2 separate regions of the Homo sapiens genome follow, and region 1 is linked to region 2. Evidence: read pairs that join two places in POLR2A ChIA-PET (ENCODE). Cell type or tissue: MCF 10A. All regions are shown on one strand. Each heading gives the region's core, and the rest is flanking DNA. Links, peaks and the distances in the headings are about the cores only. Region 1 overlaps PDE6A (phosphodiesterase 6A). Region 2 overlaps PPARGC1B (PPARG coactivator 1 beta).

The links. ChIA-PET counts read pairs that join two places held together with the same protein. Peaks named below come from ENCODE experiments on the same cell type or tissue, not always from the same donor. Only the 100,000 strongest peaks of a DNase experiment are listed, where the experiment ranks them.
Region 1: POLR2A ChIA-PET joins it to region 2 with 5 read pairs; 2 of 35 experiments call an interaction of 5 or more read pairs at or near these places.

Annotation. Positions count from the first base shown.
Region 1 is chr5:149,893,108-149,901,107 of GRCh38, forward strand. It overlaps PDE6A (phosphodiesterase 6A), which reads right to left. Exons shown (of 22, transcript NM_000440.3): 9 at 6,268-6,417; 10 at 5,256-5,399; 11 at 3,604-3,669; 12 at 3,249-3,395; 13 at 2,076-2,183. Among named protein-coding and RNA genes, the nearest start is that of PDE6A, 48 kb to the right of the region's middle. In MCF 10A, for the core only: no CTCF peak of the experiment used is centred there; DNase peaks (open chromatin) are centred at 504, 3,064 and 3,684.
Region 2 is chr5:149,738,852-149,756,099 of GRCh38, forward strand. The region is part of intron 1 of PPARGC1B (PPARG coactivator 1 beta); the gene reads left to right. Among named protein-coding and RNA genes, the nearest start is that of MIR378A, 15 kb to the left of the region's middle. In MCF 10A, for the core only: no CTCF peak of the experiment used is centred there; DNase peaks (open chromatin) are centred at 8,830, 9,200, 10,980 and 11,360.

The sequences.
Region 1 (8,000 bases), core at 1-8,000, 150 kb after region 2:
AGCCCTTTGTGACCCACCAGTTGATGACAACCAGATCTTTCATGATCTAGAACCCAAAGATTAGGTCTTTTGGAAATTACACCAAAGGAAGACTGCTCTTGAACTCCATTGGACGCGACCATACCAAGTTCTTCTCTACCGCAAAACTTTAGGGCCTTGAGTCTTGGATCTACATCTCTCAATTCAAAAGGTCCCTCCAGATTCCTGGAAGTATACACCTGTTGGACTCCTTCGGGTAAAGCTAACCAGGGAAGGTTTTCCACAGAAACAGATGGCATTCTAGACAGGGATCATAGATCAAGACTTCTCTGCCATCATGAAGGAAACCGTACTCTGACCTTTCTAATTAATAACCTAATCACTGCCAAATATAGAAAACCCATCTAAGTGATGCCTACAAAAGGTATATCCTGCTTTCAGGTATTGTATAGTCAAGACCTGGAGACTACCTATGTGGGTATGAGTAATTGCTTGTAGGATGTCACTGGATTAAATCCAGTAAGGTTTCTTTCCACTAAATATGGTTATGCAACCTTACAGTATGCTATGAAGGGACTACAAAAAAGTAAGTGTCTCACTGGACCCTGTTCAGGAGCTATGCAGACTTATGAGTGGACAGACTTAACTGAACTCTGTTCATGCATCACTAGCTGGCCTCTTTTCCAGTCCCAAGGGCTTATATTGGGTTTGCTTACTCTGTTCTGTCTCCCTGATGGTTCAGAACTTGTTATTTGGCCAGGCTCACTCATGCTCCCAGATAGCTTGCCCCTGAAAGTTCCCATAATAACTCCCACAATCAGAGGCCAAAGCAATCAATAACCAGAATTACTAATGACCTCAAAATAGATGAATATAAGTTAGTGTCTACTGAGGAAAGTTTCCAATGGGGCTCCTGGGGGCTCACTCTTGCTGGTAGAGGGGTACCAGTTATAGGGAATTTAAAGCTGATTATACATTAGAGGGAAATCTTGGATTTTATAGTCAATCAGGCCTCCCAGTGTTCAGACAGGTAGAAGCAACTCTCTAAAAAGTGGATGAGAAGATTCATGGAAACACCTAATGGAACATGATGCAGCTTTAGACCTCCTTTTTGTCCTTGTTGGGGCTTGTGTATGAGGCTGAACAAAACTGAATGTTGCACTTATCTTTTCTCTGATTTTAGTACTACAGGAAGCTTAATTTAAAGGTGGCTGATACTGCTGTTTCTCTAGACACTGCCACAATTTAAGGAAATTTCAGAAAATTTCTCTGGGGAAAAGAACACATGATGTGTTTATGGGAGCAGCTAACAGGTGGTTTGGAGGCATCTCGAATGGTGAATGGCAAACTTTTCTATTTCAAGGTTTTCTAATCTTTATTTATTTATTTTAAGTGGATTTCCACATTACTATGACTTGCATTGCCAGGCTAACTACAGAAATGGATACCTCTTTATAACAGGCCATTTAAAAATGAAATATGTTCCTAATTGTCATTATGCCCCCAAGCAAAGACTATAACCATGACCAATTGAACTGTTGAATTTTTTTTTTTTTTTTTTTTTGAGACAGAGTCTCACTCTGTCACCAGGCTGGAGTGCAGTGGCGCGATCTTGGCTCACTGCAACCTCTGCCTCCCGGGTTCAAGGAATTCTCTGCCTCAGCCTCCCAAGTAGCTGGGATTACAGGTGCCCGCCACCACGCCCAGCTAATTTTTGTATTTTTAGTAGAGATGGGGTTTCACCATCTTGGCCAGGCTGGTCTTGAACTCCTGACCTCGTGATCCACCCGCCTCGGCATCCCAAAGTGTTGGGATTACAGGCGGCCCTGTTGAACTACTTTTATACTTGTGACATGGTTACCCCCAAATAACCTGACTGAGGTTGGGGGTAGCTTGCAGCTTTCTTTCACTTTTTATTTTATATGCATCTCTATTCTTGGAATCCTTTTACACTAAGCCCGTACTGCTTTCACATAACTCTTAAAAGACAATAAATAAAGAAAGAAGAACAACGCTGTTGCTACCATGTAGAGTCTGCATGAGATTGTCTAGTGTGATGCAAGCCCACCCTACCAGCCCCACCGGCCCCGCCATACCACCAGCAGGGAGAACATGGTCTGCCCCACGTTGAAGCCGTGCCGCCAGTTGTGGTAGGTGATCTTGCGGTAGCCCTTACTCAGGGAGTACATGAACCGCACCAGGGCCTGTGAACACATGCACATCAGTGAGGCAGGACACACCTGAAATGGTCTCATGAGGGTTGGAATAACAAAAATATGAAGAAGGCATGGCCCATGGCCCTCTCTTTTGAGGTTTGAGGTACTCTAACCCCATCATTGGACCAGGAGGTGAGAGCTTGTACTAGATGCAATCATGCTGCGAAAGTGCTTTGCAAATACTAAATGCTAAATACTAAGAAGATGTTGTTGTTGTTGTTAGGAAACGAGGTGAGCATGCATCATTCCTCTGACTGAGCTTCATCAGTAATTCCCGAACTGTGCCCTGGAGAGCAACTATCCTTGGAGAAGCTAACAAGGGCTCTACAGGGAAAAAAAAAACAAAAACAAAAGGACTCTTTTATCCAGTGGTTCTCAAACTTGCGTGTGCATGAGACTCACTTGGAGGACTTGTTAAAACAGTTTCTGATTTATCAGAGCTGGGAGTGTGTGTGTGTGTGTGTCTGTGTGTGTGAGAGAGAGAGAGAAAGAGGAGAGAGAGAGAGAGAAAAAGAAGAATGTGAATTTCTGATAAGTTCTTAGGTGGTGTGGATGTGGTCTGGGGTAACACTTTGAGAACCACTGCTTTAATCAAAATCAAACAAGTTCAGGCAATTCTGCATATCATATCCCACTGCCTCCCACACATACCTTCTCTGCCGTCCCCCATGACCCTAGACTCACAGCAAACCTTAGTAAGGAATCCTGCAGGGAATGAGCCCTGTTTAAATGGGTTTAGCCCACATTTTCTGCCCTCATTTAACTATAGGACCCATTTTTTGCAGCATATCTATTCCCAGCCTTCAGGGCTTAGTACCTCAGAACCCACTGCAAGAAACCAACGCACCCAAAACATCACACTTCACAGGACACAGAGGAACAGCGTGTCTCTTTTCTTATAAATGACTCATCTGTGCAACATGACTAATTCTTTAAATCCTAAATACTGAGAGTAAACTCTTTTTAAGGTAGTTTACAGATTGAGTCTTTTTTTTAAAGCAAGCAAGAAAGAAAATTAAAAAGGGAAATCATATATATTTGTTTTGACCTCACCTCTTGTGGAATGTGAAATTTATCCACCACTTTGAGCTCATAATACATCTGTATTCCACATTTTACCAGCTCCAGTTCTGTTAGGGGTAAGTCACTGAAGTGAAATTTATTAATTTCGTATTTATCTGCATCTGGCAGCTCCGCTTGCTGTATAAGGAATAGAGTCAGGTGATTAGGAAACATGAAGTGTTTCTGGGTGCCCACCTCCTGTCCAGCCCTGTCCCCATCCTGGGTCTGCTGGAAGGATCAGAACAGAGTGATGGGGAACATGCTTTGCAAGGAGAAACCCCTGCATGCTCAGGAGCACTTTGCACTTGTTATACATCGGGGCTCGTGCTGCCCCGGTTCAGCTCACCAGGATCTCAGCCAGCTCCTCTTCCTCACACTCCCATGGCTCCTTCCCATACACCTCTCTGGTTTTCTGCCAGGACCCAAAATGGCAGGGGAAAAAAAATAGGTTACAACATGCCTCCGCGTTTCCATTCCCATTTATCTCCTTCCTCCAAAGTCCTTGCAACAGAACCACCAGCTCAAAGAGGATTCCATTTAACATCCATTGATGCACAAGGTCCTGGGCTTTAGAGCCATAGAGACCTGCATTCAAATTCAAGCTCTACCACTTACTAGCCGTGTTATTAATGCTTCTGATCTTCAGTTTCCTCATCTGTAAGTTGAGGATAATAAACATACTTAACTGGTGAATTAAAATTTAATTGTGAAAAGTCATTCTCAAGTAACATATGTAAAATTAAATAATCCATATAAAGCACTTAGCACAGTGCTTGGCGCATAGTAAGCACTAACATAAATTAATGTTGTTGTTGATAGTTTCATTGTTACTATTACTGACTGGGAGTAAGGAGGCCTTGGACATAGTCCTAGTTCTTCCTCTCATTTACTGTGTAACTTGAGGCAAGTTCCTTCTCTCTCTGGGCCTGTGTCCCCATGTGCCAGAGGAGGGGGAACTGGACCCAGTTACTTGCTCCTGATTTCTTGACCCAGAGCAAAATTTGTTAACTTGTAACTGGTTCACCGAGGCTGTGCCCCGATAGGTTGCACATACCCATTCTTTGGCTGAAACTGTGGACTGAGTCAAGCAAACCATGAGGCAATTTATTTAAACGGGATGTTTTCTCTTCTGAATTTAACAGTTATTGGAATGAAATGATCAAATTTGTTGTGGTATCTTCCCAGCTTAAGAAATGCCCTCTAAAAACATTAGCCTGTCTTTATTTTTTCTTTTTTTCTGGTCTCACTCTGTCAGCCAGGCTGAAGCATGGTGTGGCAATCACGGCTCACTGCAGCCTTTGACCTCCATGGGCTCAGGTGATCCTCCCACCTCAGCCTCCCGAGTAGCTGGGACTACAGGCACACGCCACCATGCCTGACTAATTTTTGTGGGGTTTTTTTTGGTAGAGACAGGGTCTCGCTGTGTTGCCCAGGCTGGTCTCAAACTCCTGGGCTCAAGCGATCTGACCACCTTGGCCTCCCAAAGTGCTGAGATTATAGGTGTAAGCCACTGCACCCAACTTAATAGGGTCTTTTAAGTGAGCTGACCCCACAGGAGGGAGGCTCTGAGAAACTGATAATTGTCTACTGGTCTTCCAGATAAAGCTTCCTCTCAGAGTAGGGGCTATGGCTGGTTGACTCTGTCTCCAGTAGCAAGTCATCCCTGAGCACTGTGAAAAATGGAGTTTCTAGAGCTGTCAAGCCAACATCTGACCCCAAGAATGAGGTGTTTCTGCAAGCAATAGCTGTCCCCAGGCCACACAGTGCAGTCGTTATGTACCACTCTCAGGCACTCATCTGCTCATGCACTCATTCATTCATTCATTCATTAAATGTTGAGGGCTGCTGCATCCCTGTGCTAGGCAGGAAGGAACACAACAGTGCACAAACCCATGCCCAGGCTGTGCCCTCATGGAGTTGCAAGTTTTGCCTTAATCTGGCCACATCTCTGAGACGCAGTCTGTATTAGAGTAGAAACAAGTAAAGAACATTACACACCAAGATTTTCTGAATTTCTTCATTGTCACACTTCACATGATATTTTACTATGTCCTGGAAAATATCCTTCCTATTTTCAAGTTTATTCATTGACTCATAGGTGTCAGGATTTAAGACAGACCAGCCCAGAAATTGAGTCAAAGACTGAAAAAGAAAGAAAGGAGGAATCAGAGACAGAACACCTAAGTTTAATCTTGACTCTAAAACTCATAGCAAGAGTCTCTAGGCCTCTGTTTTCTCAGCTATAAAATGGGTTTGATAAGCTGTGTGCTGCCCACCTTGCGGAGTTCTTATAAGGCTAAGATAAAGGAATGGATGTGACCACACTGTACATAAAGCACTAACATACAGAAAGTACCATTCTTATGTGTAATAACTTCACAAAAAGAGAATGTGTTTTTGCCTATGTGGGGATAGGGGATATCTAGGAACGCTGTACTTTTTGCTCAATTTTGCTAAGAACCTAAAACTACTCTAAAAAGTAAAGTTTGTTAATTATTTTTTATTTTTTATTTTTTTGAGACAGGGTCTTGCTCTGTCACCCAGGATGGATTGCAATGGCACAATCATGGCTCACTGCAGCTTTGACCTCTTGGGCTCAAGTGATCCTCTTGCTTCAGTCTCCTGAGTAACTAGGACCACAGATATGCGCTACCATGCCTGGCTAATCTTTTTTTAACTTTTTGTAGAAATAGGATATTGCCCTGTTGGCCAGGCTGGTCTTGAGTTCCTGGGCTCAAGTGATTCATCTGCCTCAACCTCTCAAAGTGCTGGGATTACAGGTGAGAGCCACCATGCTCAGCTTAATTACATTTTTTAAAAAGGAAATGTGGATTTCTCTGACAGCACATCAGTGCAGTACAGCAGTGAGAGTGAAGAAAGTGGTTGATGAGGCAGAGTCAGGGTTATAGCAACCAGGTTGCTGCCCCATGTGATAGCGCAGTGACACCCAGCCTCCCCCAGCAAGCTGACTCTGAATCCCAACAGCAAAAGGCCTCCTAGCAAGCCATACCTCCATGAGCGTCTCATCCATTTCATCAAAGGGCTTCCCATCTTTACGATTGTAAAATGTGGCCACTCCAACAATTTCTTCCTTCTTGTTCACAATCGGCATTGAAAGCACATTTTTAATCATCCATCCAGACTCATCCAGAGGTTCTTTCTACAAGAGAAGGGCTAGATTAGGTTTCCTCTTGTTTCAGGCCACAGAGGCAACGATGATAGATTTCACCCTACATCATGACCCTGATTGGCTGAGAGGAGGTGGCAAGAGGATGGAGTTCATTGGATTTCGCATGAGTTTAATTACCGACAACTACCATGAGAAATAACCCATCTGGTCGGAATTCCTTAAGCCAAGTAGCCATTTTGTGTTCACCCCTCAGATGTCAGGGCCAGTGTGTGTCAGGCAGTGTGTTACAGGGATGTAATGATGTGCAGAACATCCCAGAGAGGTAGTGTTTCTCTTTCAGATATGGGAGGCAGTGGCAGGGGACTGGCTTAAAAGGGCAATGCTATGATTCTTGTAACGTTGAATTAATAACCTAGATATAACCTGCACATTTTGCCTCTTGCCCTGACTTCCTATGTTACTTTTAGTACTTCATTTTCTCTCCTGGGGCCTCAATTTTCTCATCTATAGAATGGAAAGAATCTGTGCCTCACTGAACAAATGAAGTTCTTGATCAATTATAAGATGCCTTTGGTGAGGCTAGGCATGGCGACTCACACCTATAATCCCAGCATTTTGGGAAGTCGAGGCAGGCGGATCACTTGATGTCAGGAGTTTGAGACCAGCCTGAAGAACATGGTAAAACCCTGTCTCTACTAAAAATACAAAAATTAGCCAATTAGCCGGATGTGGCGGCATGCTCCTGTAATCCCAGCTACTCGGGAGGCTGAGATGGGAGAATCGCTTGAACCCAGGAGGCAGAGGTTGCAGTGAGCTGAGATCGTGCCACTGCACTCCAGCCTGGGCAACAGACAGAGACTCCATCTCGAAAAATATATATGTATATATATATATATATATATATCCGTTGGTTCATCAAACATTTAGAATGTGCAAGAAACTGAGCTAGAAACTGAGGAAGCCAAGGCACAGATCTTGTCCTCAGGTTGCTCATAATCTGTAAGGTAAACCAGCAATTACACTGCAGTGTGGGAAGTTCTCTAAGAGAGTTACATTATGGAACTATGGGAGCCAGAGGAGAAAAGGAAGTCAAGGAAGGCTTCCTGGAGTAGGTGAGTCTTCCAATCCTGAAGTTTCAAGATTCTTAACATGGTGAGATGATAATTGTTATTATTTAAATAATACTGGAAAGTAAAACAGCTGTCTTAGCACCTGGTGAGAGAGTGTCTCCAAAAGGATGCAGAATACTGCCTGAAGAGCACAGGTTTGTATTGAACTCAGACCTGGCTGCCCGTAGCACTCTACCTAATCTTCATGGAATCCCTTCCCTCTGAAGGCCATGATAAAAAGACAGATTTTATTGAAAATGAAAGAGGACACCATTAAAGATTTTTAAGCAAAGAAATCATTGATTCAACCTATGTTTTTTGTTTTTTGTTGAGACGGAGTTTTGCTCTGTCACCCAGGCAGGAGTATAGTGGCACTATCTCGGCTCATTGCAACCTCCGCTTCCTGGGTTCAAGCGATTCTCCTGTCTCAGCCTCCCAAGTAGCTGGGATTACAGATGCCCACTACCACGCTCTGCTAATTTTTGTATTTTTAGTAGAGACAGA
Region 2 (17,248 bases), core at 4,370-12,369:
CCCAAAATGCTGGGATTGCAGGCATGAACCACCGCGTCCAGCCTCTAGAAAGCCTTTGAAGCTAACTTCTTCTGCTTCCACCACCCACGTGGCTTGTGCCACTTACTATCCCATGGTATCTGAGTGTGCTTTTATTCCTACAACTGGATTGAAAGCTCTGGGAGGACAAGAAATTATTTTTATCCTGGACTAGCAGTGTGGTTGCCTAGAAGAGCGTTTTATAGGTTTCAATGTCAGGTTCTCTGAAAGAACTTTGTATTTTAAACATTTGACTATGGAAAATGTCAACTCATACAGAAGTAGACAGTAGAGAGAACAGTATGGTGAATCCCCATCCCTCCATCACCCAGCGTCCACTGTTAAAGACTTGCAGTCACTCTTATTCCATCTCCATGTACAAGACGTCATTTCATCTGTGACTATTTCGTTGTGTATCTGTGAAGAGACTTCTGAGTGCTATTGCATGGATTTCTCCCAATAACTGTGAGACTGGCTTTCCCCATTTTGTAGGTGATGAAACTGAGGTGCAGGGAGGTTAGGTCAGTTGCTCAGGGTCTTGAAGCTAGTGAGCGGCTTACCTGGGATTTGAACCTTGACTGTGAGCAGCTCCCTCTCCTTCCAGGCTTGGGGCAGGGGGCCCTTGGAGATACAGGTACACCTTGCCATTTCCAGAAGAGAGGAAGCTGAGGTCCAGCTGCTTGGCTGGAGGAAGCCCAGGCCCCTGACTCCCTGGCAAGTTCATTTCCAGTGTCAGGTCTTGCGAGGTGCGGTGGGCCTTAGCTCTTGGGGAGGGCCAGGGTGGGTAGTCCTCTGAGAGACACCATTGCCCTGAGTGGCTGGGCTTTGGATGGCCGTGGGACCCTGGGGCAAGGTCTACCACCACCCCTGGACAGACTGCATTTTCTTCCTACTCTTGTCATTCCTAAATCCCAAAGGTCCTCCTTGCAGCTGACCACGAGTTCTCTCATGAGATGCTCAGGACTACCCAGTGAGGGAGAGGGAGCCAAGGGGTCAGCAGCTGGGTTCACAGAGCTCAGAGAGGAGGGGCCTGGCCTGAGGTCACCCAGCTGGCCTGGGCACAGGGTTGACAGGCTCTTGGTGGCATCTGGACCCTTGGGCTCCCACCCTGCTCTTTCCTCAGGATAGAGACCGAATTGCTACCCAGATCTGGAGTAGGAGACCAGAGACGAGACCTGAGAGACTTTCACAAATGGTGGGATAAAGCCATTGATTAACTGTCCCCAAAGGCCTGTGATGACTGTTTGGTGTTTTAGGTAAGAAAACAAACATTTGCCCTAATTGTTTGCTTCAGTGACTGAGAGGGCTGTGAATTCTAGGATGGGGTTCTGCTTGGGCAAAGCCCTGGGAGCTTGGCAGAGAATTTCTTTTGGCCTTCTTTTTCTATCTAGGAAATGGGGACGATAGTAGCATATGCTTTGAAGGCTTTTAGTGAAGAATAGTTGAGGCAATGTCTGTAAAGTGTTCAGAAATGCTCAATGAGTAGTAACCCTTGTTATTATGAAAAGGGGACACATGTAATGCAGACCCTGCCATTTGTCTTCCCTCTGAGCTCCAGGTCCTTGATCTAGTCGAGGCCCTGAGGTTCTTCTTGCAGAGTGTTTTTTCCTCTCTACTTGTGGGGCAGGTGACGAGGGATCCCATCCAGCCTTAGCAAGTGTTGCAATACTGACTTAGGAAACCACTTCTAGTGAGATGCCACTTGAAGAGAGAAGAAATACCCAATAGTGGTTAAGAGCTCTAGGCTTTGGAGTTTTAACTGCCTATGGTTTAAATCAGTGCTCTACCACTTACTAGCTATGTGACCTTGAGCAAGTATCTTAACTTCTCTGACCTCAGTTTCTTCATATATTATCCCCCAAATTGGGGATAATAATAGTATGCTCTTTGTAGGATAACTTAAGATAGCTGCAGATAATTAAGGCTTGCAGCTTCACCTGACATATAGTAAGCGCTCAATAAATGGTGGTCACTAGGATGATGACAACGACAATGATGTAAAAATATAAAACACACAAATGTCAATTTGAGCTTTCTGGGAGTTGGGAGTGCCTTAGAGACGATCTTGCTTAATGCCCTTACCTTGAAGGAAGGAAACAGACTAGAAACAGATCAGAGGATGCCTTCAGGTCACTCAGCAGAGGCAAGACAGGGCCCTCGGCTGCTGTCTGCTTGGCCGGGCTGGCTCTGAGTAGCTGGGACTCAACTGTCTGGGACCCACTGTCTGGGAACTCAGCCGGGTGAGCCCTGCTTGGCTGAGAGATGGATGCTCCCCGACAGCTCTGCAGCCGTATTTTTTCCCTGTGATTGCCTGGCAGAACATAGTCATTTAGCAGAGGGAATGCGAGGAGATGTTAGAAACCAACCAGGCCCTGAGCAGTTGCAGCAGCCGGCCCACGAGTCGCTCCCTGATGTTGCCATGGCAAACAGCCTTGGCAACGTGGCTGCTCGCGCCTTTATTTCTGGTCTCAGGCTCTTTGCAAGGAAGTGTGGTACCCAGAACACTGGGGAGGGCCCTGCCCTGGATCCTTGGCACTGAGGGCAACCCGGCCTTTATGCTGCTAGCAGTCCCAGGCCACAGCAGCCCCTGCTCAAAACACCTGCAGACCCACCCTGCCTTTGCAGAAGCAGACTACTGGGTATGGGATTTGAAGCCTCAAATGTCCATGTAGCTCACTATCCATCTATTTGTCAAATACTGTGTTTGGCAATGCCATACTGTTCCCACCACTGCAAGAGCACAGCCCCAAAATATTCTTTTTTTTTTTTTTTTCGTGAGACAGAGTCTTACCCTGTTGCCCAGGCTGGAGTGCAGTGGCGCGATCTCAGCTCACTGCAACCCCCTCCTCCCATGTTCAAGTGATTCTCCTGCCTCAGCCTCCCGAGTAGCTGGGATTACAGGCGTCTGCCACCATGCCTGGCTAATTTTTTTGTATTTTTAGTAGAGATGGGGTTTCACCATGTTGGCTAGGCTGGTCTTGAACTCCTGACCTCAGGTAATTCAAACCTCTCGGCCTCCCAAAGTGCTGGGATTACAAGCGTGAGCCACCACGCCTGGCATAGCCACATAATATTCTTAACATGAACCCTGGTGTTAAAGGTTCCCAGGCAGGTGTCATCTTCAACCATGTCCTTCAAGGATGGTGATGATGATGATGATGGTGGTGGTGGTGATAACAGTCAACAACTGCTATATCCCCTTCAAGAGATCAGGCCCTGTGCCACATCCTTCACATGTGTAATCACATTTAATCTCAGAGGAACCCCATGAGGCAGTCCCACTGCTATCCCCATTTTACAGTTGGGTAGACCTAGGCCAACCCAGAGTTTGTGGTGCTGGTGCTGTTCTGCAGCTCCTCCCCTATACCAGGCAACCATGGGGGCCCCGCCATGAAGTGTCTGTCCCCTCCCTGTGCCCCTCTCCCATCTGCACCTGCACACTGCAAGGCTCAGCTCAAGTGATGCCTCCTGTAGTTCCCCCTCTCAGAACTGGCCCTTTTTGCTCTGCGATCCCCACAGTCTGCTACAGACACTTTCTGTTCCCTGCCTTCCCTCAATACTCTGCCACTCTGGTGAGTTTATTTCTGCCCTCCAGCCATCCCAAAACAAAACAGAAGGGCAGACTGGCTAAGGAGGAGAGCTCTGACTGTGCTGAGGAGTTTGGACTTGGCAGGCAGTGGGGAGTTGGCAAAGAGTTTTATTATTATTATTCATAACAGTAATAATATAAAAGAGCCAACACTTAGAGACTTATTGGTATGTGCCAGGTACTAAGCTAGGGCCATTAGGTGCTTTACCTTGTTTAATCAACTACCGGTGAGGTTGGCAGTATGGCAAATGAGAAAACAGACTTGGAGAATTTCAGTGACTTCCCCAAATCACCTAGCTAGGAAGTAGGCTGGGATTTGAACCTAGGTTTGTCTGACTTCAGAGCACATGGTCCTAACAATTGCAGTGGTGGCTAATTTGGCTAAGCACATAGAAGGACTGGAATGGTGTAACAGGAGGCATCTTTGGTGTGGCTGGGGTGGGTGGTGGGGCCCATACCCTGCCTCAGCTGTGGGGCTCAGTGGAAATCACTAGATATAGGTAAGAGGGCAGGGGGCTCAGAGTGGTGCCCTCATAGCCAAGATGGGGGTGCAGAAGAGGATTTATATGGGGAGAACATCCATTTATTCAGGGCCCACTGTGTGCCAGGTCTGTTCCTTACTCTGGCCTTCCCTGGAGCCTGGTTAAATGTAAACTGTAGCCTCAGCCCTTTATAACCTTTGTTTATGTGTTTATTCTTTTTTTTTTTTTTTTTTGAGACAGATTCTCGCTCTGTCGCCCAGGCTGGAGTGCAGTGGTGTGATCTCGGCTCACTGCAACCTCTGCCTCCTGGGTTCAACTGATTCTCCTGCCTCAGCCTCCTGAGTAGCTGGGATTACAGACGCCCACCACCACGCCTGGCTAATTTTTGTATTTTTAGTGGAGATGGGATTTCTCCATATTGGCCAGGCTGGTCTCGAACTCGTGACCTCAGGTGATTGCCTGCTTTGGCCTCCCAAAGTGCTGAGATTCCAGGCGTGAGCCACCGTGCCCGGCCCTATTTATTCTTTACTATTCCCTCTTCTCTACCCAGTTGGGACTGGAGCTCATCAAGCTGGTTTTCCATCAAATCCCAGTGACTTAACAGTCCCTGGCACACTGTAGGCCCCCAATAAATAGTTGTTGGATGACTGAATGATGAACAAATGCTGTTCGATCTTTCACAACATTTGCCTGATGTTTGCCTGGCCCAGAGGTCCTTCTTTGTGCCTGGAGACGTGCTAGGATGTGTGGGTGAGGTGAGTGTGGCAGCATTGTACCAGTCCCCACAAGGAGTCACCTGCCCTTGTCACCAAGATAAGTCTTGCACACGAAGGATCAAAGGCAAACACTTTGTGGAGCCTCCAGAACCCACTATCAGAATACACCTCCAGTGCACAGATCTTTGTGGAATGATAAACCACTGCTAGGAATCCAGTCTGTTCCAGGGCATGGCTCTGCCTCAACTGGGGAGGGGCTCAGAGTTTTGAGAGTCTTGGTATCTGCAGGGAGGTGTCTGGTCAGATGTCCCCACATCTTCCCGGGGGATTGAAACCAGCACTTTACACTAGGCCTCATGCCTATGACCCACCCACTTACTCCAGAGAGACTAGGCAGGCTGCCTGCACTCATGAGGAAGGAAGAGAAATCCAGGGAGGTGAAGGGGCAAGAGAGGACTTGGGGACCAGTGACCACAGTGCCCAGCCCAAGAAAATGAACTTCAGGCTGCGTGGATCTTCCCTTGCTTAGAATCTCCTCATATGTTGCACCTGGCACCTTTCCTGCCTAGGGCCAATTCACTCTTAGTTTGCACATGGTTCTTACAAGCTTGGCAGTCATGTCAAGCAAGGCCTCATGATATGAGAAGCAGCACATTGGTTCTGTTAGTGTGTGCCTATGTAGGCATGGGGTGAGAGGTGAGGATCTACCAGAGGCAGACACGTGGACTGCAGCACCGAAGCCAGCTTGGGGCCAATTAGTGAGGGGGCTGAGGGGTCCTGCACACCTGTCTTGTTCCTGAATACATTACTATGTGAAAGCGCAAAGCTCATTGGTGAAGACAGTGTATCGTGTCTGAGGAAAGGTACATTCTGTTCAGTGTTCTCCGAGAAAGCAAGAAAGTGTGAAGTACATTTTGGTATTACCATCAAAAATAGGAAGTCTATCAAAAGCAGGCAAAAGTTTTGGCATTCCAAGTTATTTATAAAGTTTGCATATTGTTAGCATACATAATTCCTTGATGAAGCCAGATGAATGAGTTAGTCTAGCCATAAAGCTTTCTTTGAAAGTTAATGCAATCTCTGAAAATAAGGTGTTGTCTTTTATGTTTCCAAGGCTGCTTAAGGTAGCACAAAGAGTTTGTAGCTCGGCATTAGATAAGTGCTGATTGGCCTCAAGAAACAGTGGCACTTGCGCTTAGTGATTCATAAGAGCTTGGGCTTTAGAGTCTGGTTCAAATTTTAGCTTTGTGACTTTTTTTTTTTTTTTTTTGAGACAGGGTCTTGCTCTGTTGCCCAAGCTGGTGCGATCAAGGAGGCTCACTGCAGTCTCGACCTCTTGGGCTCAAGGGATCCTCCTACCTCAGCTTCCCCAGTAGCTAGGACTAAAGGCATGTGCCACTACACCTGGATAATTTTTTACTTTTTTTAGAGATAGGGTCTTGCTATATTGCCCGGGCTGGTCTCGAACTCCTAGGCTCAAGCGATCCTATTGCCTCGGCCTCCCAAAGTGCTAGGATTACAGGCAGGAGCCACTGTGCCTGGCCAGCTTTGTGACTTTTTAGTTGTGTGATCTAAGGAGTTAGATAGCTGCTCTGTGCTCTAGTTAGCCAGCTCCCAAATGGGAATGATAATAGGACTTACCTGCCAGGCTTGGTAGAACTAATCAGTGGTTCTCAGCCATGAGTGCACATCAGAATCAACTCTGTAGTTTAAAAAAGTCATAATTACACATCTGGGGCTGTCCCAGACCTATAGAGTGAGAATCTTTGAGAGTAGGCCCTTAAGCTTCTCTGTCTTTAAAAAGCTCCCTCTGATGACACCCCTGCTTTGGTACTAAAAATCAGGTACTATTCATAGAGTGTCTGTCATGAACTCTGCCAGTTCCCTCCCCTCTCTCTTTCCTGCCTCAGTGTGGGGTACAGGCTAGCATTTAGGATGAATGACCAGGGAACAGATCGAAAGCCTCTTTATAATAATGCCCGTGGAGAGCAGGGCAACTTCTTTATCAGGCATTTCCATTTGATCTTCACATCAATCTCATGTCATAGGGAAAAGAAGTATTCCCATTTTACAGATGGGAAAATAGAGGTCTAGAGAGTGACTTGGTAGGATCCTGCCGGTAATCAGTTTTCAAATATTCGTCTTGGTCCCTGTGTTTGTCCTCCTTGATCCTCAATCCCACACCCACTTATGGGTCAGCTCATAGGAGGTGGGGGGATTAGGATTACTTTATGAGTGAATGGGTTGGAAGAGAGGAGGAAGAAGGCAGCCTGAGAGAACACAAGTCACCTGCAGACTCCCAGAGGCCAGTGACAGTTTGATGTATCAGGCCCCTTAAAGATCAGAGGGGTGCTGGTCATGGTCCCAGACCATGCAGTAGCTTAGAGGTAGCAACAGGACTAGAATCCATTTCTGATGCCTGATTCACTGCCATCCCAGCTCTGTGTGCTGCTTCCACAGTGTGGTCAGGGTGTGGCTCCACTGATAATAGAATTAGTCTTCTAGCTAGTGTAGTGAGGCCTTTGCACTTGCTGTTCCCTCTGCCGGCAACGCTCTTCCCAGGCATTGCCATGGCTTGCTGCTTCCTCACCTCCTTCCTGTCCTGTCAGGTGTCATCTCCTCAAATGACCACCATTCTACTTTCTGTCTCTATGATTTTGGTTGTGACATGGTTTCTCATACAAGTGGGATCACAGTATTTGTCTTTTTGTGGCTGGCCTATTTTACTTAGCATAGTGTCATCAAGGCTCATCTCTATTGGGGCAAATGTCAGGATTTCCTTCCTTTTTCAGGTAGAATAATATTTCACTGAATATGCCACATTTTGCTTATCCATTCATTTGTTAGTGAATACCTGGGTTGCTTTCACATTTTAGCTATTGTGAATGATGGTGCTATGAACATGGGTGCACAAATATCTCTTGGAGACCCTGACTTCAACCCATTTGGGTATATGCCCAGAGGTGGAATTGCTGGATTATATGGTAGTTCTATTGTTAATGTTTTGAGGAACCACCATACTGTTTTCCATGGTGGCTGTACCATTTAACATTCCTACCAACAGTGCACAAGGGTCCCAATTTCTCCATATCCTCTCTAACACTTCCTGTTTTCTGTTTGTTTCTTTAAATAGTAGCCATCCTAATGGATGTGAGGTGGTTATCTTATTGTAGTTTTGATTTGCATTTCCCTAATGACTGAGCATTTTTTAATGTGTTTACTGGCCATTTGCATATCTTCTTTAGATAAATGTCTTTTCAAGTCATTTGCCTGTATTTTAAAATTGGGTTGTTTGTTTTTTGTTGTTGTTGACATTTAGTTCTCTTTACATTTGAGATACTAATCTCATCAGATATGATTTGCAAATATTTTCTCCCATTCTATGTGTTGCCTTTTTATTCTGTTGATAGTGTCTTCTAATTCACAAAATTAAATAATTTTCACGTAGTCTAATTTGTCTATTTTTTCTTTTGTTGCCTCTGCTTTTGGTGTCATATCTAAGAAATCATTTTCAAACCCAATGTCAGGAAGCCTTTGCCTGCTTTGTTTTTTTCTAAGAGTTTTAGAGTTTGAGCTCTTTCATTTTTATCTTTGATCCATTTGGAGTTAATGTTTATATATGGTGTAAGGTAAGAGTCCAACTTCATTCCTTCGCATAACTGAATGTGTCTTGAATGAGTGAGTAGTTGGCTAAGTCCTTAAGCTGTACAGGCTGCCGAGCTCACCTAACCCTCCTAACAGTGTCAGGAGAAAAATACTTTTAGCACCATTCTTCACGTGAGCCTGATGCTCAGAGGGTGAGTGTGGGGCTTGGGGACATAGCTCCTTTGCTGACCAAGCCACACAGAGGTCCCCAGGGCCCAGCAGGCAGGCATGACCAGGGCCCCGCCCCAAAATATCATGCCCCAGTGCCCTAGTGGCCTCATGCCACTTTCTCCTTGGGGTTGGGCAACAGCTCCTCCCTGCCCTGTGGGTGTGGACACCAGGTACCTGCCCAGCAGCGCCTGGGGCCTCCAGCCTACTCCAGCACTGCTCTTTGTCCCAGTGGCTGAAGGAGTGGCAGCCTGGCTTGTACTTTCTGGTCCAGCCCCAACAGGAATGTGGCAATCTCCTCCCACTGTGCCTGCATCCACACCTCCCTGGTGGGGTGGGGGTGGACCATGGGCAGGCACCATAGCAGGCAAAACTAGAGGACAGTGATGGTGTCTTGGGTGGAAGCTGCTTTGCCAGAGGCCCATCTCCTGAGAGGCTAGAGCAGGCCCAGGTTGGTGAATCAGGTTCCAGGGAGAGCAGGGTGGGGTTGAGGAGTGGGTGAGGAGCCAAGCAGGAGAGGGAGGTGGAGGTTTAGAATCCACCCTAAGAGGAGAAGAAAGCCCTCCTTTGCTCAGCTGGCCTGCCAGAAGATTTTCAATGATATGGTTGTGAAACAACCAGAGGAGGGGCAGTACCAGCCGGTTCCAGGTGATGAGCACAGCCCAGGGTCTGAGGGCAAGTGGGAGGCACACGAGAACAGTGAAGAACAGAGCTCTGAGTCAGCCTGAGTCCAGGGTCTGTCAGTTAGCTGCTGACTTAGGGCATGGTACTTATTCTGCCTGGGCCTTAGTTTCCTCACCTGTGAAATGGGGTGAAGAGATATAGATATAGATATAGATATAGATATAGATATATCTATATATATATATCTCAGTGGGTAGTTGAGTTGAGAAGATGAGAAGGTACAATGTCTGAAGAGCTTAGTGCAGTGTGTCTGGGTGTTATGATCAATAATAATGACAATTACCAGTGACCAGATGGTTTGGTGACAGTTTAGTGGAGGAAGCCGTGCAGCAGTCACTCCTTGTGCACGGGAAACCAGTTGCAGATTTGAGCAAGCCTTGCTCCCTGCCCTGGATGAACAGATCTGCTGATGGCCATGGAAGGTGCCCAGGGCAGAGTGTCAAGACAACTTTTGCAGCAGAAAGGGTATTGAAGGATGAGCAGGAGCTGGCCAACATGATGGGAGGGGCCTCCTAGCCAGGGACCAGGCTGTCGTGATGGCTAGCATATCATGTGGCTGATGACTGAGCAATGAGTGGCTAGGTGAGAGGCTTGAGGGGAGGCTCTGAGCTGACTGGAGGACTCCCCATGGGGGTGAGGAACAGACAGCATGAACGAAATGTCTGGAAGAATCCAAAGATGGAACACCAAGATTCTCGTCCGAGAAACTAGCTGGAGGCTGCTCTGCAGAAGGGGAAAGGCCTTGGGGAGGTTTCAGAAGGAGAGTGACTTTGAGGGTGACTAGTTCTTCCCTGGGCCTCACAGGCAGCATGGGATGAATGGTATCACCCTGTGGACTGCACCGCTCCTCCCCAGGCCCTAGGAGTGAGTGGGGGACATGCAGGGATTTGTGTTAAGGATTGACACAAAGGCTGGGGTACAGCTTCTCATATGTAGTCCTGACTCAAGTCCCTGGCTCAATACAGCAGGAATCGGTGGGGCCAGGCACCACAGAACCACTAGGTACAGCCCTCAATAAATTTAATGATGCAGATGATACTTAGTGCCATCATAATGATTATTACTCCTATTTACCGTTATACCTGTTAGTGTGTCACTGCGAAATTCACACAGCATTTTCACATCCACAGTTCACATCCTTGTGAGGATTTTCATTTCTGTTTTGCTGATGAAGAACCCAAGGCCCAGGGATGTGAAGTGACTTACCCGCTGAGGTCACTGTTGTAGGAACTGGACGGGAATGTGAGACTTGTGGCCCTTCAGATCTGCCTGGTTGAGAAGAGAGATGTTTTTTGAATGGAGCCCCTCCGCTACTGCTGTCTGAGTTCCCTGCCTTATCTTGAATTCTTTTTGGAGCAATGATCTCCAGTCTTTTCGGAATTGCCACATCTCGCCATTGTATGATTTTGCAACAGTTGCAACTGTGAAACGCCCCCAGAAAACTGTAATCTCCATTGATCTCTATGTAATTTAGAGTTAGGGAAGAGGAAAATCTTGTTTTTTGCATCTGTGCTGGAAAGAAGAGTGTCATGGTGAGAATATTGTACCTGGAGTCTGGAGGGAGCCCTGGGCTGTTCCTCTTTGCTGTGTGACCTTGGACAGGTCTCGCCCCCTCTCTGGCCCTGAGTTTCCTAATCTCTGCCATCCTGTGACTCATTATCTTTCTAAACGTGAGCTGTTTTAAAGTGTCACAAGTCTGGGATTGTGAATCATGGGGGCTGTTTTGCTTTGGTAAATTCTGCTTGGAGCTGAACCACCAGGTACTGGATAGAGAGGGAGACTAGTTCCTGGAGACAGATGGACAGATGGAGCTAGGAAACAGTCTCATCGCAGATGGTTAATGTACTTTCCCTGCACCCAGTGGGTAATGTCAGTGTAGGTTCTTAACTCCCCAGGTTATGGCCCCTTTCCTGGTGACAGGTGCAATGCTGACTTCTCTTTGAACTGTAAGTTGGAAGAAATTTGTCATGGGATCATGTGCCTTAAACGAGTGGGTTTGGAAGGAGGAGAAGGTGGAGGAGGAACTCCAGGCAAGAGAATCCCTGATTTCCAACCTCCCCAGTGAATCACGGAACATTGGATAAGTCATTCATGGGGGTGGAAAGATTGGGTGAGAATTGGGAACTTCAGGCCAGATTTTTTTTTTTTAAAGGAGCAAGTCATTCAAAATCCTCTACTGACAGATGATATCTACAATAATTTCTTCCCCTTTTCCACAGCATTATTTTATCCACCTTGAATCATTTTTTAAAATCTATAAAACAAACTTTCTTTTAGCTGTCTTCTCTGTTTTAGTTAAAATATATATATATATATATATATATATATATATATATGTTAATAGGGGAAGGAAGGTGTCAGTGAATACTCAGATACCCCAGGGGTCTGCAGACTTGGCTGTGGGTGCTCTTTGAGGTTCAGAATGGCCATTCTTGGGCCCCAGCCCCTGGTGTCTTTCACACAGAGCTGCTTACAGAGCCGCTGCTGGCTCAACCATGAGGTCTGTAATTATTTAAAGAAAGCTCACATCAAGTGGAAAAAGAGTGAACCACATTTAACGTACCATGTGGCCAATGGGCAATTCAATACCAAAGCCATCCGATTATCTCTGGCCCGCACCAGCTGCTGGATTTTGCAGCCGGGTGCATTAGGTGACCATGGGACTGACCGGCAGGTCCAAGTACGCACGATGGGTGCCCGTGCAGGCAGCCTGGCCAGGCTTCAGCCTGGAAGACAGGATCTGTGTACATCCATAGCTGTGCTCTGAGCTTTACAGAAAAAGTTAATGTAAAAGCAATTTTGAAGAGTAAAAAAGAAGCTAATAATTATGAAATTCAAAACTTAAATGTTTTACTATAACACAGACAGTTGTTTAATTGCACTGTAATTTATCGTTAATACCAAAGTATTTTGGAGAAATAATCTTAGATTCCTTTTACTTTTATATTTTGGTTGTTTTGTTTAGCAAATGTAATATGGATTTTTTGAAAATTAATATTTAAAAATTTTCAGTATTAGGGACTAATTTGTCAGAGAAAGTAAGGTTATCCCCACCCTGCCACTTAGCAGTTTAGCGGTTTTAAATGCCTTTCAACTGAATATGGGATTATCTCTTTTTATTTATTTATTTACTTTTTTACCTTTTCTATGGTGCTGATCTTCTATGATTATATAAATTGTATTTTTTCTTGTTGCAAAAATGATATGCATTAATTTATTGAAATGTGAGAGCATACAAATAGGTAAGAGAAAGTAAAGAAAACTAATCCCGGCCGGGCACGCTGGCTCATGCCTGTAATCCCAGCACTTTGGGAGGCCAAGGCGGGCGGATCACCTGAGGTCAGGAGTTCAAGACCAGCCTGGCCAACATGGTGAAACCCCGTCTCTACTAAAAATACAAAAATTAACCAGGTGTGGTGGCACACGCCTGTAATCCCAGCTACTTGGGAGGCTGAGGCAGGAGAATTGCCTGAACCTGGGAGGTGGAGGTTGCAGTGAGCCAGGATTGCACCACTGCACTCCAGCCTGGGCGACAGAGGAAGACTCTGTCCAAAAGAAAAAAAAAAAAAGAAAAGAAAACTAATCCCAGCACCCAGAAATAACCAGTCATAGGCAGTGCTTAAGAAAATAAAGGTAACATTGTAGGTTTCACTTCTCCCCAAGCTTCTCTCCTTGGGCACACTTTTCTCACCTCTCAGCCTCCTTTTATGGGCGGATTCCTACCTGTGACCTTGAGATGGGGAGAACATAGACGGTAGTCATAGTTTAACTATCTCCTCCTTTATAAAATGGGAACAGCAATCCCTGCATTGCTGTGAGAATGCATGTATAATGGATCTGAAAGCAAATTGCCAATTGTAGAGTCATAAACAGATGTAAGGCTATGTTGCTACTTCCCTGTGCATGTGCCTACCACAGCTGCTGATATTGCTGCCTGTTTTAACTCAGATAATACCAGGTTTAGACAATATCTGATCACCTCCAAGTACTTCCCAGGCTTTAATCACTCCCGAGGTTTGGCTTTTAGTCTACATACTATGTACCGCATCTCTCTACATGTCCGTTAATATGTACAGAACAAGATAAATACCCTTGCTGGTGGGGAAGGCATTTAAACTCAGCCTTCCTGATTTAGAATCTATTACTCAGTCGGGCTGTTTGAAGTGTTAACTGATCCACCTTGTGATTCAGACTGCAGTCGGAGCAGAACCAAGGGGAAGAGATTGGTGGGGCTCACGCAGAGCAAGCCCCAGGAAGACCCAGCTGCCTGGCAAGCTCATTTTCCTACTAGTTTCAGCATACACTGTGGTTCAATGTGAAAGAGACAATGAACTTGCTTTTGTATTTATTTTGCAAATGTAACACAGACCCTGGTTTAAAAGATTATGTTACAGGCCAGGCGTGGCGGCTCACGCCTGTAATCCCAGCACTTTGGGAGGCCGAGGTGGGTGGATCACCTGAAGTCAGGAGTTCAAGACCAGCCTGGCTAACATGGTGAAACCCTGTCTCCACTAAAAATACAAAAATTAGCCAGGCGTGGTGGCAGGTGCCTGTAATCCCAGCTACTTGGGTGGCTGAGGCAGGAGAATCGCTTGAACCCGGGAGACGGAGGTTGCAGTGAGCCAAGATCGTACCATTGCACTCCAGCCTGGGTGACAGAGTGAGACTCCATCTTGATCACTTGAAGTCAGGAGTCAAGATGAAAACATAAACAAACAAACAAAAACATTATGCATGTTACAAATGGCAGTCATCCCTTGCACTCACATTCTTGTGTTTCCATCCCCAGAGCAACCCTCTACTAATTTCTAATGTGTTCTTCCAGAGGTAAACCATACAAACATCGCATATATGTGGTCTAACTTGCTGCCTCCTGGGTTTTTATTTTTTGTTTTTTGCACAAATGGTAGCAAACTAAGGGCATTGTTGTGCAACTTTTTTTCTACTTAGTATTTCTTAAAGATCATTTCGTATCAATATGTAGAGATCTGCTTCACTGTTTGGATTGATCATAGTTTGTTTAACTAGTTGGGCATTTAAGTGATTGCTATTTATTTTATTTTATTTCGTTGAGACAGAGTCTCGCTCTGTTGCCCAGGCTGGAGTGCAGTGGCGTGATCTCGGCTCACAGCAACCTCTGCCTCCCGGGTTCAAGCGATTCTCCTGCCTCAGCCTCCTGAGTAGCTGTGATTACAGGCATGTGCCACCACACCCAGCTAATTTTTTATATTTTTGGTAGAGGCAGGGTTTCACCATGTTGGCCATGCTGGTCTCAAACTCCTGACCTCAAGTGATCCTCCCACCTCGGCCTCCCAAAATGCTGGGATTACTAAAGGCATGAGCCACTGTGCCTGGCCTATTTATTTATTTATTTTTAGTTAAAAAAATTTTTTTTAACCTACCTCTTACACAGAAATAGGTTATTTCTAATTGACTACTGCTGCTAGTTTGCAGTAAGTTTTGCACACATGTGACCGTATGCATAGGATAAATGCCTCAGAGGGGAATTGCTCAGTTAAAAGGTGTTGTGTATTTATTTATTTAGTTAGATTTTTTCTGAGACGGAGTCTTGCTTTGTCGCCCAGGTTGGAGTGCAGTGGTGTGATCTCGGCTCACTCCAACCTTTGCCTCCCCACAACAAGCAATTCTCCTGCCTCAGCCTCCTGAGTAGCTGGGATTACAGGTGCCTGCCACCACGCCCAGATAATTTTTGTATTTTTAGTAGAGACGGGATTTTGCCATGTTGGCCAGGCTGGTCTCGAACTCCTGACCTCAGGTGATCCGCCTACCTCGGCCTCCCAAAGTGCTGGGATTACAGGCGTGAGCCACCGCACCTGGCCGGTGTGCATATTTAACATTTTGATGTATATTGTCACATTCCTGTCCGTGAAATTATATCAGTTTATGTTTCTGTAGAAATGCATAAGAAGTGTTTGTTTCTTCACACCTTCACCCACACAGCATGTTATTAGACTTCGTTGATCTTTGCCAATCTGGAGTCTCTGAAGTTTTAATTCATAGTCCTTTTCGGATGGTTAAGACTCACCTGTGTTGCCTTTCCTGTGAACTCGTATCAGTTGTCGATTTTCTTCTTTCTGATTCGTGTGTTGAGCTTGTTTTATTCCTATTCCCTCACGTGGCCCCGGGTCCTTCTTGCGTGCCCCCCTCCCCTGGCAGCTCCGTTTGGAGGAGGATGCCTCCTGGGCTAGGGTCAGGGTCCAGACCTGACTGCCTACCCTCTGGGTGAGCTTGACTAAGTCAGTTAAACTCTCTGAGTCACTGTTTTCTGCTCTGTGAAGAGAGGATATTAGTTCAACAGCAGGGATGTTGGATAGATAGATAATCAGTATAAAAGTGTTTTTAAAACTGTAGAAAGCTGTCACAATATAATATCACATTAGTATTTACTTGGTTTCAAATGAGTGGTAAGATTTTACTTACCTTAAACTTTACAGCCAAGTCATCTGGTTAAACAGGTAGGCAGAGTGAGGCCCAGAGGAGAATGGGCCTGTCGGAGTCAGGTGTCAGAGGCTGGGCTGACAGGTAACCAGGTCCTGATTTGTCTTGCTATATATAGTAGGAGCCATGTGGCAACCTGCAGTTTCTTCCAGAGCATCCTGATTTTTTTTTTTTTTTTTTTTTTTTTTAGACAGAGTCTTGCTCTGTCACCCAGGCTGGAGTGCAGTGGTGTGATCTCAGCTCACTGCAACCTCTGCCTCCCGGGTTCAAGCAACTCTCCTACCTCAGCCTCCAGAGTAACTGGGACTACAGGCACGCGCCACCATGCCTGACCAATTTTTGTATATATATATGTAAACACACACACTATATATATACACACATATACACTACATATATATATACCCACACATATACACTACATATACATATACATATACATATATATATATATATATATAATTTTTTTTTCTTTTAGTAAAGGAAGGGTTTCATTATGTTGGGCAGGCTGGTCTCAAACTCCTAACCTCAAGTGATCTGTCCACCTTGGCCTCCCAAAGTGCTGGGATTACAGGCGTGACCCACTGTGCCTGGCCTAGAACATCCTGATTTTTTTAAAAAAGTTTTTTTTTAAGAGACAGAGCTTTACTTTGTTGCCCAGGATGGAGTGCAGTGGTGCAAACAGCTCACTGCAGGCTTGAACCCCTGGGCTCAATCATTCCTCCCACCTTTGCCTCTGGTGTAGCTGGGATTACAGGCATGCACCATCACACCTGTCTTTGGTTTTTTAAGTGCCAACTCTTTCATGGGTGAACCCCTAAGAGCCAATACTTCAGAGCTGAAAGATGTCTATGTTGGAATCTCAGTTCTGCTAGCTGTTAGATGTAAACCCTGGACTGTGGACTTAGCCTTTTTGGGCCACGGTTGCAGAAGATGGCTGAAACAGTGCGGGAGTCCTTCTTGTCTGCTGTAGATGTTGTTGTTGTTATTATTATTATTATTGTTATTATTATTATTATTATTATTATTATTATTGCTTTTTTTTTTTGAGATGGAATTTTGTTCTTGTTGCCCAGGCTGGAGTACAATGGCGCGATCTTGGCTCACTGCAACCTCTGCCTCCAGGGTTCAAGCGATTCTCTTGCCTCAGCCTCCCAAGTAGCTGGGATTATAGGTGTCCGCCACCATGCCCAGCTAATTTTTGTATTTTTAGTAGAGATGGGGTTTCACCATGTTGGGCAGGCTGGTTTTGAACTCCTGACTTCAGGTAATCCACCCGCCTTGGCCCCCCAAAGTGCTGGGATTACAGGGGTGAGCCGCCGTGCCCGGCCTATGGTGTCATTGTTGCTGCTTGGCTTTGCAGGAGGCACAGCGGCAGCAGTCAGGGTTCAAGACCTTGCTCTGCCCTCGTTTGCTGGTTGTTTGACCTTGGGCATGTGACTTCACCCCTCTGAGGTAATGTAGGAGTCCCATCTATACAGGGTGGA